2 separate regions of the Homo sapiens genome follow, and region 2 is linked to region 1. Evidence: chromatin contacts called from ENCODE Hi-C or POLR2A ChIA-PET data. All regions are on one chromosome and are shown on one strand. Each heading gives the region's core, a stretch centred on a gene start or an enhancer-like site at or near the end of the contact. The rest is flanking DNA. Distances are from core to core; before and after follow the strand shown.

What was found. A loop is a pair of places that touch in the nucleus more often than their neighbours do. ChIA-PET counts read pairs that join two places held with the same protein, here RNA polymerase II (POLR2A). Pooled maps may share reads with other maps.
Region 2: a pooled map shows a loop between it and region 1 (11-fold over the local background). The contact joins the promoter of INAFM1 here to the promoter of RAB4B in region 1. A Hi-C loop is called at or near these places in 3 of 50 pooled maps. POLR2A ChIA-PET finds 5 or more read pairs at or near these places in 2 of 52 experiments (A673 and activated B cell).

The regions. Positions count from the first base shown.
Region 1 is chr19:40,776,053-40,783,475 of GRCh38, reverse strand. RAB4B (RAB4B, member RAS oncogene family) reads right to left here and starts at 5,229. Exons shown (of 8, transcript NM_016154.5): 1 at 5,085-5,229; 2 at 3,377-3,457; 3 at 2,977-3,091. The coding sequence starts at 5,100. MIA (MIA SH3 domain containing) reads right to left here. Exons shown (of 4, transcript NM_006533.4): 3 at 6,397-6,507; 4 at 5,986-6,079. The coding sequence ends at 6,056. MIA-RAB4B (MIA-RAB4B readthrough (NMD candidate)) reads right to left here. Exons shown (of 10, transcript NR_037775.1): 3 at 6,397-6,507; 4 at 3,377-3,457; 5 at 2,977-3,091. It overlaps RAB4B-EGLN2 (RAB4B-EGLN2 readthrough (NMD candidate)), which reads right to left and starts at 5,257. Exons shown (of 12, transcript NR_037791.1): 1 at 5,085-5,257; 2 at 3,377-3,457; 3 at 2,977-3,091. RefSeq lists enhancers at 3,627-4,158, 5,046-5,115 and silencers at 5,176-5,415, 5,966-6,095.
Region 2 is chr19:47,271,547-47,278,969 of GRCh38, reverse strand. It overlaps INAFM1 (InaF motif containing 1), which reads right to left and starts at 4,085. Exons shown (of 1, transcript NM_178511.6): 1 at 3,247-4,085. The coding sequence starts at 4,050. The coding sequence ends at 3,622. It overlaps CCDC9 (coiled-coil domain containing 9), which reads right to left. Exons shown (of 12, transcript NM_015603.3): 12 at 7,017-7,423. The coding sequence ends at 7,292. RefSeq lists a cis regulatory region at 437-574 and silencers at 3,714-4,163, 4,524-4,783, 5,394-5,703.

The DNA of each region.
Region 1 (7,423 bases), core at 3,980-6,479:
TCTCTTTCATGTGTGTCTTATTTTTTATTTTTTTGATGGTCTTGCTCTGTAGCCCAGGCTGGAGTGCAGTGGTACGATCTTGGCTCACTGCATCCTCGACCTCCTAGGCTCAGTATCCCAACGGAGAGATCCTCCCACCTCAGCCTATGTAGTGTCTGGGACTACAAGTGTGCACCACCACACCTGGCTAATTTCTTAATATTTTTTGTAAAGATGGGGCTTTGCTAGGTTGCCGAGGCTGGTCTCCAACTCCTGGGCTCAAGTGATTCTCCTGCCTTAACCTATGTGTCTTTTTCCTTTTTCTTTTTTTTTTTTTTTTTTTTTTTTTGAGTAGGAATCTCACTCTTGTCTCCCAGGCTGGGGTGCAGTGGCATGATCTCGGCTCACTGCAACCACTGCAACCTCCACCTCCCGGGTTCAAGTGATTCTCCCACCTCAGCCTCTCGAGTAGCCAGGATTACAGATGCACGCCACCACATCAGGCTAATTTTTGTATTTTTAGTAGAGATGGGGTTGGCCATGTTGGCCAGTCTGATCTCGAACCCCTGAGCTCAAGTGATCCGCCCACCTTGGCCTCCCAAAGTGTTGGGATTACAGGCGTGAGCCACTGTGCCCGGCCCTACATGTCTTTTATTGATTGATTGATTGATTGATTGACTGATTGAGATGGAGTTTTGCTCTGTCGCCCAGGCTGAAGTGCAGTGGCGTGATCTTGGCTCACTGCAACCTTTGCCCCCCGGATGCAAGTGATTCTCCTGCCTCAGCCTCCCAAGTAGCTGGGATTACAGGCATGCACCACCACGCCCGGCTAATTTTTGTATTTTTAGTAGAGATGGGGTTTCGCCATGTTGGCCAGTGTGGTATTGAACTCCTGACCTCAAGTGATCTGCCCGCCTAGGCCTCCCAAAGTGCTGGGATTACAGGCGTGAGCCACCGTGCCTGGCCCTATTTAATTCCCTATTTCTGTCTTTTTTGTTTGTTTGTTTCATCTCTGTGGCTCTCTCATGCTTACCTTTGCCTTCCCATGCATTTGTGCATTCATTCATTCAACATTTTCTGAGCAAATCTCCCCTTTGCCTGGCCCTGCCCAAGCACTATACAACATCTGCTTATCCTTCTCCTGCTGTGTCAGGTGGAGTCTCCTTCCCAGTGTAGCCAATTCTGCATTCTCTGTCTCACCAGTCTGGGTCCTTCTGGAACTCATGCAATCATTCCACAGCATTTACTAAGCACTCACCGTAAACCTAGCCCATGCTACACACCTGTCTATCCTTCAGCCCCTCTCTCTGCCTTTGGGCTCTGTGCACCTCAGGCAGTTAATCCATACGCAAGAATTAACTCAGCAGCTACTAGATGCTGCCATAGATCACACTTTTCCGTGGACTGAATTCCCTCTATTTCTCTCCCTGCTCTCTGTTTCTCCGACTCTCCTAAGGTTTTTTTTTTTTTTTTTTTGAAACGGAGCCTAGCTCTGTCGCCCAGGCTGGAGTGCAGTGGCGCGATCTGGGCTCACTGCAAGCTCCGCCTTCTGGGTTCATGCCATTCTCCTGCCTCAGCCTCCCAAGTAGCTGGGACTTCCAGCGTCTGCCACCACACCCAGCTAATTTTTTGTATTTTTAGTAGAGACGGGGTTTCACCATGTTAGCCAGGATGGTCTCGATCTCCTGACCTCGTGATCCGCCCGCCTCGGCCTCCCAAAATGCTGGAATTACAGGCATGAGCCACCACGCCCGGCCTCTCCTAAGGTTTCTATGTGTCTATCAACTTTTCTGCTCTGCAGGCATTTCCTGAAGACCTACAGTGTGTTGAGCCCTACGCATTTCTCTCTCTCTCTCTCCCACAACACGTCCATTTCTCCATCTCTCTTTTGGAAAGATGGGATTTCACAATGTTGCCCAGGCTGGTCTCAAACTCCTGGACTCAAGCGGTTCTCCTGCCTTGGCGTGTGTGTCTTCAGTTCCCTATTTCTCACTGTCTCTCTTTCTGTTCCATCTCTGTGGCTCTCATGCTCACCCTTGCCTTCCCGTAAATTCGTGCATTCATTCATTCAACGTCCAACTACACCTGTCTGACTCACCCTGTCTCCCTCTCTGCCTCTGACCTCTGTTTCTCTGTGTCTCCTCACCTCCCTTATTTATTTATTTATTTATTTATTTATTTATTCATTTATTTATTTATTTATTTATTCAGAGACAGAGTCTCGCTCTGTCACCCCGGCTGGGGTGCAGTGGTGCGATCTTGACTCACTACAACTTCTGCCTCCCAGGTTCAAGCAATTCTCCTGCCTCAGCCTCCCAAGTAGCTAGCATCCACCACCACAGCCTGGCTACATTTTTTGATTTTTTTTTTTTTTTTTTTTTTTTAGTAGAGACACGGTTTCACCATATTGGCAGGCTGGTCTTGAACTCCTGACTTCAAGTGATCCACCTGCCTCAGCCTCCCACAGTGCTGGGATTATAGGTGTAAGCCACCGTGCCAGGCCTCCTTACCTCCCTTATCATTCTCTTCAACTCTCTTAGTCTCTGTCTCTCTTGCTCTTTTCCTTTCTGAGTGTGAGTCTCTCAAGTTTCCCCTTCTCTTTCTGTTTCGGTGTCTCTCAGTCTCCATCCCTTTCCCCACCCCCAAGCCACTTTTCTCTATCTCTTTTTCTTTCTTTGAGATGGGGTCTCACTATGTTGCCCAGGCTGGTCTCAAACTCCTGGGCTCAGGCAATCTTCCCACCATGGCCTCCCAAAGCACGGGGATTACCGGCATGAGCCATTGCGCCTGGCCCCTACCTCTTTTTCTTCCACCATCTCTTTATCTCTCCAGTACTCCCTCTCTCCTTGGATATATATACCTGCTAACTACGGTGTCTCATCTCTCTCTGTCTGCCTTGTCTGCCCTCTCAGTGTCTCCAAGTGACTCTACACACACATCTCTCTCTTTCCTTCTCACTCTCTCTCCCCATCACCCTTGGGAGCCCAGCCCACCTACCGAAACCGCTCCTGGCCAGCCGTGTCCCAAATCTGTAGCTTCACAGTCTTCCCACCCACGTTGACCACCCGGGATCCAAACTCCACGCCGATTGTGTGGTTGGAGTCCTGTTTGACTGGGAGTAGGAGGAACAGAAGGGGCAGTACAGGGAGAGAGGAGACAGCTCAGAGGATCCCCCATCCTCCAAGGCCCTCTCAGTCTCTACAAACCCATTCTCCTTGCTGGAGTGACTTGAGGTCAAGGAGAACCTAGTAAAGGACATACGACAAAGCAAGGACCAAAAAGCCAGCACTGGACTTGTACCTATGGCCAGCCCTGCCCTCCCCACCGGCTGCCCACCAGCCCACACCATGCGCATAAACACAGCTCAGGGTTCCCAGGACCACTGCGGGAAACTCACACTTATTCTCAATGAACTGATGAAGGAGACATGATTTGCCAGTTCCTGCACTGCCAATCACCAGGAATTTGAAGAGGAAGTCTGACCAGATGGAGCCAAAATCAGGGATACCCACAGGGAGAGAAAGATACAGGGAAAAAAGATGGATTCCAATCCAATCTCTCTCTCTAACCATCACAGTTAGAGGGAGAGAAACAGACATAGGCAGAAACAAACCAATAGGTAACAGTAACAGATAACTCTTATGTAGTACTTGCCATGTGCCAGGCACATTCTATATATTTTTTTTCAACTTTTATTTTAGATTCAGGGAGTACATGTGCAGGGGTTTTTTTGTCGTTGTTTTTGTTTTTTTGAGACAGAGTTTCACTTTTCGTTGCCCAGGCTGGAGTGCAATGGCGCGATCTCGGCTCACCGCAACCTCCACCTCCCAGGTTCAAGCAATTCTCCTGCCTCAGCCTCCCGAGTAGCTGGGATTACAGGCATGCGCCACCACACTCAGCTAATTCTGTATTTTTAGTAGAGACGGGGTTTCTCCATGTTGGTCAGGCTGGTCTCAAACTCCCGACCTCAGGTGATCCGCCTGCCTCAGCCTCCCAAAGTGCTGGGATTACAGGCATGAGCCACCGCGCCCAGCCCACATGTGCAGGTTTGTTACATGGGTCAATTGTGTGTTGTTGTGGGCCAGGAACAGTTCTAAAGGTCTTTACTCACATCAACAGCTCACATCATCCTCAGGAAAACTCTATGAGGGAGGTAGACTAAAAATTATTCCCATTTTCCGGATGAGGTAACAGGCCAGAAAGGTTAACTGACTTGCCCAAAGTGACACAGCTGGGCAGAAGTGAGATTCAAACCTAGGCCAAGGGCTCCAGAGTCCCAGATCTTAGCTATTTTGTCGCTAAAGTCTCTTGAAAGCTATTTAAACAAGGACTACGATATAGCCCTTGTTCCTCTTCACCTCCTACCACCCTCTGACTCATTCACTCCACTATAGCTCCTGACCTTCAGTCTATTCCCTGAAAATGACAAGCTGGTTCTCACCTCAGGGTCTTTGCACTCTTCTCCCTTCTCTTCTATATTTGTTGAGTGAATGCGGCTCCCTCTGACTCCTAAACCTGCACTTCCCCTGCCTCCAATCACCACCTCCTATGGTGCATCCCTACTGATTTTCCACTTCCCGACCTCTCCTTCCCTCCCTCTGCCCAGAACCCGGCTCCATTCTCATGCATAAGTCCCACCCTTTGCCACTAAGTCCTGCCCCTAACTCAAGGACAGCCCATCCCCAAACCCATTCCAGAGCTCTCTCCAGCCAGATCAGCCCCAGGGTCCCGAGCTTCCATTCAGTGTTCCCTCTAGCCCATAAGCCCGACTCCTGCCATTCATGCAGTCAGCCCCGCCCCTTCACTCAGGCTCCGCCCAGATCCATTAAGGCCCACCTCTTCCCTCAGGGCCTCCCTGAACCCCTCAGGACCAGCTCCCTCAAATCCCGCCCCAGATCTATTTAACCCACGCACCAGACCCTCAGGCTCCACCTAAATCGATTAAGCTCAGCCTCAGACCCACTAAACCCCTCCCAGCATCCACTTAGGTCCTGCCTCCATCACACCAGACCCCGCCCCCTGATCTACAAAGCCCCGCCCATTCCCACAGGCCGCATCCTCCCTGGGCCCAGACCCAGGACCCCAGCTTCGTCCACCACCCTCACCGTAGGTCTCAGCCATGACTCGGTCGCGGCCGCTGAGGGCCGCAATATGGCGCCGCGGCCGCGCCTGCTCCTCGGCTGGCAGCCGCTCCACTCCGGCTACAGCCCCGGCTCCTTCCTACTCCCCGGGCCCGGCACCGCCACTTCCGCCTCCGCCCCCCTCCGGCGCGACCCGCTCCGGCAGCTGGATACCAGGCGACGCTTTCCGAAGGGCGGGATTGGCGGACTCGCGGGCAGGGGGCGGGACAAGAGGCGCGGATTGGTGGCGTGAGAAGGACCAAGCCCAAAGGGGCGGGGCCGAGCCCAGCGATTGGCTGAGCAAGTGGGAAGGGACGTGCAGAGCTGCTTAGCTGAGCCGAGGAACGGATTTAGTCTGGAGTACGGGGGGCAGAGTCGAGTCTCCGGATTGGATCGGAGCGGACTTGGGGGAGGGGATACAAATGCAAAGAAGGGGGCACGGGCAGGATTGACAGAAAGAGGCTGGAAGAGGAGCTGATCTTGAGCTGGCGGGAGCGATTACTGTTCTCAAAGGCGAAAAGGAGGAAAACTGGGCAGATAGGCGCAGGTTACTTCCCACCTCCCTTTCCAGATAATCTTCCAAGAAAACCTTTACTGTGCGATTTATATCCTCCGCGTAGTCCGATTGGCTCCCTCCCACTGGTCTAGAGAGGACACTACAATCCCCTAGTTGGGCTGCTTAGGTTTTCCTTTGCTTGTGTCCGAAACCTAAGCTTAGGAGCGCTCCTACTGCACAGGGCTTTCATCAGTGAAACTCTGCCTAGCAACCACTGACGTTACCACAGGCAGCGGGTTAATTGGTTAGATTCAGCAACCTAGAGAAACATTTCATTTGTACAGTCCCCACCCTACCCTACCCCACCCCAAAGACCACGGAGACGAGCCGTTTGCACTGGGCTGATTGTATTTGCATAAAGCCAAGGAGGGGAAACGGCAGGGCCAGCGGTAGGCTGAGCTCACTGGCAGTAGAAATCCCATTTCTGAAAAAGAGAAAGGGGAAACAGTGGAAAGAAAACCAGCGGTCACACCACAAAGGATCTAGTGGTTTTAGCAAAGGCTGCAGCTGCAGGGCCCAGGTCTGGCCACACAAGTGCTATGCAAATTAGCCTAGAGCCCTCTAATCTTTGCACCTCCCAACTGGACCCATTTTACTGGTGAGAAAATTGAGGCAGGGAAAGAATTTCTCCCAGCGCACATACCTAGGCTGCCAGGGAGCCAAGTGTGGGAGCATTTTTGCCCATCCCCACAACCTAAGGGTCCTCCCCCCACATTTCTTGCCAGCCCCCATGACACTCACGTCTGTCTTCACATCGACTTTGCCAGGTTTCAGGGTCTGGTCCTCTCGGACAATGCTACTGGGGAAATAGCCCAGGCGAGCAGCCAGATCTCCATAGTAATCTCCCTGAACCTGGGGAAGAGGAGTTAAAAGCTAGGGTCTGGGAAGATGGCAAGCTTGTGCCTGCTGAAGGCCTTTGCATTCTCCCTTCTCCCTGATCTCCACATAACTGCTCCATCCTTGTCATATGAATCTCAGCTTAAATGCCACCTGTTCAGAGGCCCTTTCTGAACACCCAAGTAAGTCTCTGTTAATTCTCACAGCAGCGCATATTTGCTTTTATTATTATTATTATTTTGGAAACAGGGTCTCATTGTGTCGCCCAGGTTGAGGTGCAGTAGCATGATCACGGCTCACTGCAGCCTCAACTTCTGGGATCAAGCAATCCTCCCACCTCAGCCTCCCGAGTAGCCGGGACCACAGACACATGCCATGAAGCCCAGTTAATTTTAAATTTTTTTTTATAGAGATGGGGGTCTTGCTATGTTGCCCAGGCTGGTCTCGAACTCCTGGGCTCAAGCTATCCTCCCAACTTGGCCTTACTTGGGATTACAGGTGTGAGCTACTGTGCCCGGCTGCTGCTATTTTTTATGCCTTGCTTTTTGTTCATTTCCCTCCATTAGAATAAAAAGGATCATTTGTTGTTGTATCTTGGTGTCTAGAACAGAACGTGGGACCATATCAGGTCCTAAAATTGGTAAATAAAGTGAAAATAGGCTGGGGGGCAGTGGCTCACACCTGTAATCCCAGCACTCCGGGAGGCCAAGGCGGGCAGATCATGAGGTCAGGAGTTCAAGACCAGCCTGGCCAATATGGTAAAACCCTGTCTCTACTAAAAATACAAAAATTAGCCAGGTGTGGTGGTGCATGCCTGTAATCCCAGGTACTTGGGAGGCTGAGGCAGGAGAATCGCTTAAACCCAAGAGGTGGAGGTTACAGTGAGCCGAGATCGTGCCATTGCACTCCAGCCTGGGTGACAGAGCAAGAC
Region 2 (7,423 bases), core at 2,836-5,335, 6.5 Mb before region 1:
TAAAATAAGCTTTGGCACACAGCAGATGCTCAAAAAATAATTGTGGGTTTTGGGTGGGTTGTTTTTTTAGTTTTTTAGAGACAGGATCTTGCTGTTTCCCAGGCTGGAGTGAAGTAGTGCAATCATAGCTCACTGCAGCCTCGACCTCCTGGACTCAAGCAATCCTCTCCTCTCAGCCTCCTGAGTAGTTGGGACTACAGGCATGCACCACCACACCCAGCTAATTTTTTAATTTTTTGTCCAGATGAAGTCTTGCTGTGTTACACAGACTGGTCTCTAACTTCTGGCCTCAAGTGATCCTCTGGCTTTGGCCTCCCAAAGTGCTGAGATTACAAGCAAGAACCACTGTGCCCAGCCTCAAAAAATATTTGTTAAAAGGAAGATTAAACAATGGAGACCAAAAGAGAAACCAAGAGAAATAGGAGGAGAAAAGGAAGAGATAAAGGGAAGGAGACAGGGGACACTGAGACTAGGGACCTGGAAGCTGTGGGGTGCGGGGGCAGGGGAAGGGGAGCAAGGTGGAAGAAAGTGTTGGGGTAAGATAAGTGTGGAGGAGAGAAGAAAGAGAATCAGCTGGGGCTGGGCACAGTGTCTCACGCCTGTAATCCCAGCACTTTGGGAGGCCGAGGCGGGAAGCTCACTTGAGGTCAGGAGTTCAAGACTAGCCTGGCCACTCTGGTGAAACCCTCTCTCTATTAAAAATACAAAAATTATACGGGCATGGTGGTGGGCGCCTGTAATCCCACCGCCACTGCACTCCAGCCTGGGTAATAGAGCAAGACTCCATCTAAAAAAAAAAAAAAAAAAAAAAGAACGAGCTGGGGACAGAGAGCAATAGGGAGGACACAGAATGAGCAGAATGAGTCAGAGACATACAGAGTGGGAGAGAGAAACAATACCAAGAGACACCAGAGAGATAAACAGGACACAGAAAGACTGAGACGCAGAGAGACAAACACAGAAAGAGAAAAGAGCCAGGACACACAGCAACAAGGAAACGAAAGAGTAGGAAAAAATGGGGCTGGGAGAAGAGAGATGAAAACCAAAGAGAGGGGGGCCAGTGGGAACCGAAATGGAGAGGCCCCTCCCTCAAACTCACCATTTGCTGGTGGCCAGGGCTTTGGACTGACTTGCTATCCCCAGAGGATCCCAGCTGGGGCTTTTAAACCCTGAGGGACAGAGGTGGTGGAGAGAGAGAACATGTGACATCGTTCTCAGGGCTTGAGATCACCAGTTTATTTATTCCTCAGAGCAAGTCTATGAAGAAGTACCATTAGCATCTTCATTCTACAGAACCACAGAGGCAGGGCCAGGCACAGTGGCTCATGCCTATAATTCCAGGGCTTTGGGAAGCCAAGGTAGGAAAATCACTTAAGCCCAGGAGTTCAAGACCAGCCTGGCTAACATAGTGTGAAACCCCATTTCTATTAAACAAACAAACAAAAAATGCTTAAAAATTTTAAATAAGTTATAAGGCTGGGTGCAGTGGCTCACGCCTGTAATCCCAGCACTTTGGGAGGCCAAAGTGGGCAAATCACCTTAGGTCAGGAATTTGAGACCAGCCTGACCAACATGATGAAACCTCGTCTCTACTAAAAATACAAAAATTAGCCAGGCGTGGTGGCGGGCGCCTGTAATCCCAGCTACTCAGGAGGCTGAAGCAGGAGAATGGCATGAACCCAGGAGGCGGAGCTTGCAGTGAGCCGACATTGCACCACTGCACTCCAGCCTGAGCGACAGAGCAAGACTCCGTCTCAAAAGAAAAAAAAAAAAAAGAAACAGAGGCCGGGTGTGGTGGCTCATGCCTGTAATCCCAGAATTTTGGGAGGCCCAAGTGGGCAAATCACGAGGTCAGGAGTTCGAGACCAGCCTGGCCAACATGGTGAAACCGCGTCTCTACTAAAAAATACAAAAATTAGCCAGGCGTGGTGGCAGGGGCCTTAATCCCAGCTACTTGAGAGGCAGAGACAGGAGAATTGTTTGAACCTGGGAGGTGGAGGTTGCAGTGAGCAGAGATCGAGCCATTGCACTCAAGCGTGGGGGACAAGAGTGAGACTTCTCTCAAAATAAAAATAATAAAAAATAAAAATACAAAAAAAAAATTAGCTGGGTGTGGTGGTGGGCACCTGTAATCCCAGCTACTCAGGAGGTTGAGGCAGGAGACTCACCTGAACCAGAAGGCGGAGGTTGCAGTGAGCAAGATCATGCCACTGCACTCCAGCCTGGGCAACAGTGCAAGACTCCATCTCAAAAAAAAAAAAAAAGAAACACAGAGGTCAAGTGACCTGCCCAAAGTCACACAGTTTGTAATGAGAGGAGCTGGAATTTGAACCCGAGTAGTCTCGCCCCAGTCAGTGCCCCTAACTATCACCTATGCTGACTACAAAGAAGTGCTGGCTTCCTAGATTCCCCTTCACAACCACCCTCTGGGGAGTGGTGGTGGGGTAAAGGGGAGGTGAGCAGAGCAGCTGACCTTCCTAACCACCTCCACAGATCTCCAGGAGCCACAGCGTGGGAGAAGATGCTCAGCCTCACTCTCCTGGGAAGGCCTCCAGCTCAAGCGGGGAGGCTGGACAGGAACCAGCTTCCTGCATGTCAGATCCCAGGCCCTGTCCAGAGCCAGGCCTCAGTCTTCCAGGATGGAACATGGCCTCCCCACCTCGGACTCCTTGCCCAGAAGCTAGACCTCAGTTTCCCGGCCTTGGTTTCCTAGCAGCGCCCCAGGCCAGAGGCTGCACCAGTCTTCCAAGGCAGCACAGCGCTTTGGTCATTGGCTCTGAGATTTCCAGACAGGCTGAGAAGCAACACCACCGCCGCCGCCATCCACTCTCATCTCTCTGACCCCAGGAAGTGGGCCAGCATCGTTCCCTCTCGGCAGCCAACTGAGATCCCTGGGTGATTCAGCCTCTGTCCCTGACATGATAATTACACCAACAGCAATTCCCAGAACCCCAGCTATTGTCCTATATCACCCCACCCCTCCTCTTGTCTCCTGTGCTGTAACACGAGGGCAGACACTCTGCTTCTCCCCAGAGACATTTGTCCTTTGCTCCAAGCACACAAAAAACTGGGAAGCCCTTCCCACTGTCTGACCTTCAAAGGCCCTGCTGCTGCTAAGCTGCTTCTCCCTACTCCAAGAAAAGAAGAGCTCCTTAAGGAAGGGGAACAGCCCACCCGGGACAAAACAGACAAAGGCCACACCCCAGGAAGGTCTTTCCCACACAAACTTGGGAGGGGAGGCATCTCTGCAGACAACAGGACAGACACAGCACGAGGCAGCCGAGGCTGTCGTTTATTGCAGATGGACACGGATTCAGGGAGGTGAAGAGGCAGATGGGCTGTGGGCTCTGTGCTCAGCATCCCACAGCAGGAGGGGCAGGAGACAGAGCTCAGGATGGGATCTTCCTGATGGTGGAGGACCCGGCCTGACCACAGAGTAGCTGCAAGAGGCAAGGCCCCGAGCTGACACCCCCTGGGCCCCCATTCCGCGGGATGACGGCTCCAGAGACGCTGAGCGATGTCATTAGGAAGAAGGCCGGACCAATCCAGAGACGGTGCATCCTCGGCGTGGAGCACAGAGCTCTCGAGGGCTGGCGATCCGGGTTGGGGTGGAAGGGAGAGTTACCCGGGTCTTCGCCCCTCCGCGGCCTCTGGCGTCTCTCTGGGTGTCTGGCGGCTCGGACGGCGGTCAGGGTCGCTGTAGCGGCGGCGGCGGCTCAGCGGCAGCTGGAGCTGGGGTCGCGGCCCGCCGGGGACTCCCAGGAGGCAGGAGAGGGAGGCAGCGGCGGGCGCCGGGACAGGCGGCACGCCCGGGCGGGCAGCACACGGAGGGGACGGCGCGCTGGGCTGTGGGCCGGCGGGTGCCGCGGGAGACCGCGTGGGTACCCAGATGAGACCGTAGTACACGGCGAGCAGCACGGCAGCTAGCGAGACGCAGAGGAAGTAGGCGCATACCGGAGCCAAGCGCAGCCAGCGCCCCCGCGGGCCCTCGCTCAGCCCCGCGCCTCCGGGGCTCTCGGCGCCGCCGCCCACGCAGCTGGTCCCCCGCATCCCCGCAGCCCACTCGGCTCCGCGCCGCAGACCGCACAGGCCCCGCCCCCACCAGGCCCCGCCCCCACCCCGCAGACCGCCCCGCTCTCTAAACCGCCCGCCTCCGGCCCCGCCCCCGCCAGCATGGTCACGCCCCCACGCGAGCTGCCGCCTCCGCATCCTAGGCCCACCCCCTCCAGCCTCCGCCCCACCACCGACAGGCGGAGGTGCTACCCCGCCCCCCTCGCTCCAGCCCCGCCCCCGCGCTTAGCCCCACCACCCCAATCACCGCCTCCTCCCGCCACAACACGGTTCTCTTCCCAGACTCGGACTTCATCCAGCCCAGGCATCTAGCCCGCCTCGGAGCCCGCCCCCTCGTCCCGCTCAAGCCCTGCCTGGAGCCCTAACCCGCCCTGTGCCGCAGCCAGTCTCACTTCTCTACCTGTCGGACTGCTCTACTCCAGTGCTCGAGCCCTGCCCGCTACGGCCTCTGGCTCCCACACTCTAGTTCCGGAATCCCCGCTCTCCTCCCGCGCGGGTTCCCGCGCGACACCCCGACCACGCCCCCGCTGACGGCCCCGCCCCATGCCCATGGCCAGAGCCCCACCCGCGCGCGCTGACCCCGCCCCCCGCTCTAACTCCGCCTGTCAGGATTCCGGCCCCGCCCAGGCAGCCTAGCTCCGCCCCCGCGGGACCCGCCTCCTCCAGCACACTCTCAGCCCGCTTTCAGGTATCCTCAGCACCTCAGGCCCCGAGGTTCCAGCTCCGCCCCTCACCGCAATCGCGCCCCTTCTCCCAGCTCCTCCCCAACGGTCAGCTTTTCCCTCTCCCTAGAGCCAAGGGGTCCAGACTAGGCTCTGGGGTAGAAAGAACACAGCCTGGAAATCCAGATAAACCCCTCCTCACGCCCCCTCCCCATCAAGGCGGGGAAGCTTCAGTCCCCTCCCAGCAGCGTCTTCAGGAATTCGGGGAGGCCTGCGGGAGGGGGGAGGGAAGACGGATCAGAAGGGTGGAGGAAGACCCCTTCCTTCCGCCTCTTCCGCCACAGAAAAGCCCGCCAAGCACAGCGACCCAGCCTGCCCCCTCCAGAAACACAGTTCAAGGGTGAGCGGAAGCACTGCGTTTAATACGACAGGGCTGGCGCCCGAGTAATTCAAGCCCTTCGGAAGTGTCACCGGCTGCCAGGCCTCGGATGCAATCCTGGAGGCGGGAGATTCGGCCTGAAGACTGGCTCGAGCCGCCCAGGGCCTCCATGGGAGACTAACGCGGAAGCGTCCCAGCCGTCCCAGTGCCGTGACGTCCCCCGTTGGTGGGGCCTGCACCCGACTACTGCCCTGGCCCCGCCCGGCTCGCAGACCCTGGCTCCTCCCCCCTTAGATTTAACCCTCTCCTGGCTGGAGTGTGGCAGAAGCAGAGGACAGAGGAGCGAGGCGGTGGGAGGTTAGTGCAGAGCGCGGAGGCCGCGGTCCGGCGGGCGCGGTCAGCGAGCGGCCCCCGGCAGCGGAGGGGCCGCCACCACCTTGCAGAAACGCACCCTCTGGAAGTCGGTGATCTCCGCCGTCTCCTGGCCTTCGGGGCCTGCCTCTGAGGAGAGAAGGGGCTGAGTCAGCGGAGGGGAGCAGTCTTCCCACCTCCCCCCCGGCCCAGCACCCCTCCCCCGTCTAGCCACGTCTCTCATCCAGTTCGAGCCCTTGCCACAGCAGGCTCGGCGCTAAGCGGTTTACGGGGCCCAGACTAATCCTCTCAGCGGACCCACGCAGCAGCAAACACTCCCAACATAACCGTTTACAATCGAGGAAACGCGGGTGTGGCGAGATCTGGCTCCCGACCAACAAGTGGCCCAAGACAGAGGGTCTGGGCCCCCGCGCCACCCAAGGCTGCAAACTGTCCTCTCCCACCCCCGCCCCATCTCACGGCCTTCATCAACCTCCACCAAGCCAGTCCTAGAGGACCCGCCCTCCCCTTTCCTTCGCCAACGCCTGCTATTCTAACCAGTCCTTCCTTGGCTCTGCCCCCAAAATCCTAATCCCACTCTGGGGGAAGGGGAGGCCATCTGAGATTCGAAATCTTACTCCTACGGAGTGTAGGTGGAGAGGGGCTTGGCCTCTTGCTCGCACTTCGTCGGTCCCAAAATGCTGATCGGGTACGCATGTCTATTCTAATTTGCCCCACTAGGTTGCACCTCGGAACTCTAATCCCAGCCACAGTTAAATCCAGTTTTCTGCCCTTGCCCATCTCTTTGGCCTTTTCGAGCCAGTTCAAATTTCGTAGTCTGCCTATAGCTCCTGCCCTAGTACACCAACGCCAACCACCTTTTTTGAGACGGAGTCTTGCTCTGTCGCCCAGGTGGGAGTACAGTGGAGCGATCTCGGCTCACTGCAGCCTCCGCCTCCCAGGTTCAAGCGATCCTCCCGCCTCCCAATTAGCTGGGATTACAGGCATGAGCCAAGGCATCCGATCCACACCCCATTACTCTTAAACCAGTGCTTTCCAAAACCCCTGAGCTCGACTCCAAAATTCTAATCCTTTCCTTAACCCCACCTCCTCAACCTCCATACCAAATTCCTATTGGCTTGGCCCATAAAGTTGCCCCTTTGCCCCACCCCTGCCACCCGGCTCCAGCCCCCCATCCCTATCCGAGCTCACCCTTTTCACCTCACCTCTATGGTCCAACTGCTACCTACACACATTCACCCCACTCCCCCCAAGCCCTCTGCCCCTCAGCCCCAGAGAAAGAGGAAGCAGCGGCCTCCATCCCATGCCCCATGCACTCCCCCACCTGGAGTTGCCTCAGACCCTTCCTCTTCAGCTTCCTGGGTTCCTCGGAGGCTGGGCCCACTCTCCGGGAAGGCAGGGGCTGACTGGCCACCTCCTAGGGAAGGGGAGCCCCAGTCAAGCCCCCTTTCCCGCCTGACATCTCCCCACCCCAAGAGAGAAGGCCCAGGGGGAGTTGAAGGGGGTTCAAGGACACACCTGGGGGAATGTCATTGGAGGATGTGAATTCTTTATTGGGGAGGGGGCTCGAAGGGCTGGGGCAGGCTCTGGGAGTGGACATTCCAGAGACGGGCATGACAGTACAGAAGAGCATGGGCTGCGCTACCCCCTCAGCTGACAGGGCTGTGGGGCACACTGGGTCCCAGGGCCCAGCCCCAAGGGTCCCCCACCAGCCACACCCCTCTAGCGCGCGCGCGCGCGCGCGCGCGCGCGCACACACACACACACACACACACACACACACACACACACACACAGGCAGCCAGCTTCATACACTCTCAAAAGGCCAGGCCTCACCCGGGGAGAGGGCGCCAGCCAGGTGAGTGGTCCGGGGAGAATTCAGCTCCACCTCTTCACCCCAATCGGACACAGGCTGGTGGCCGCTGGGTGGTGAGAAAGG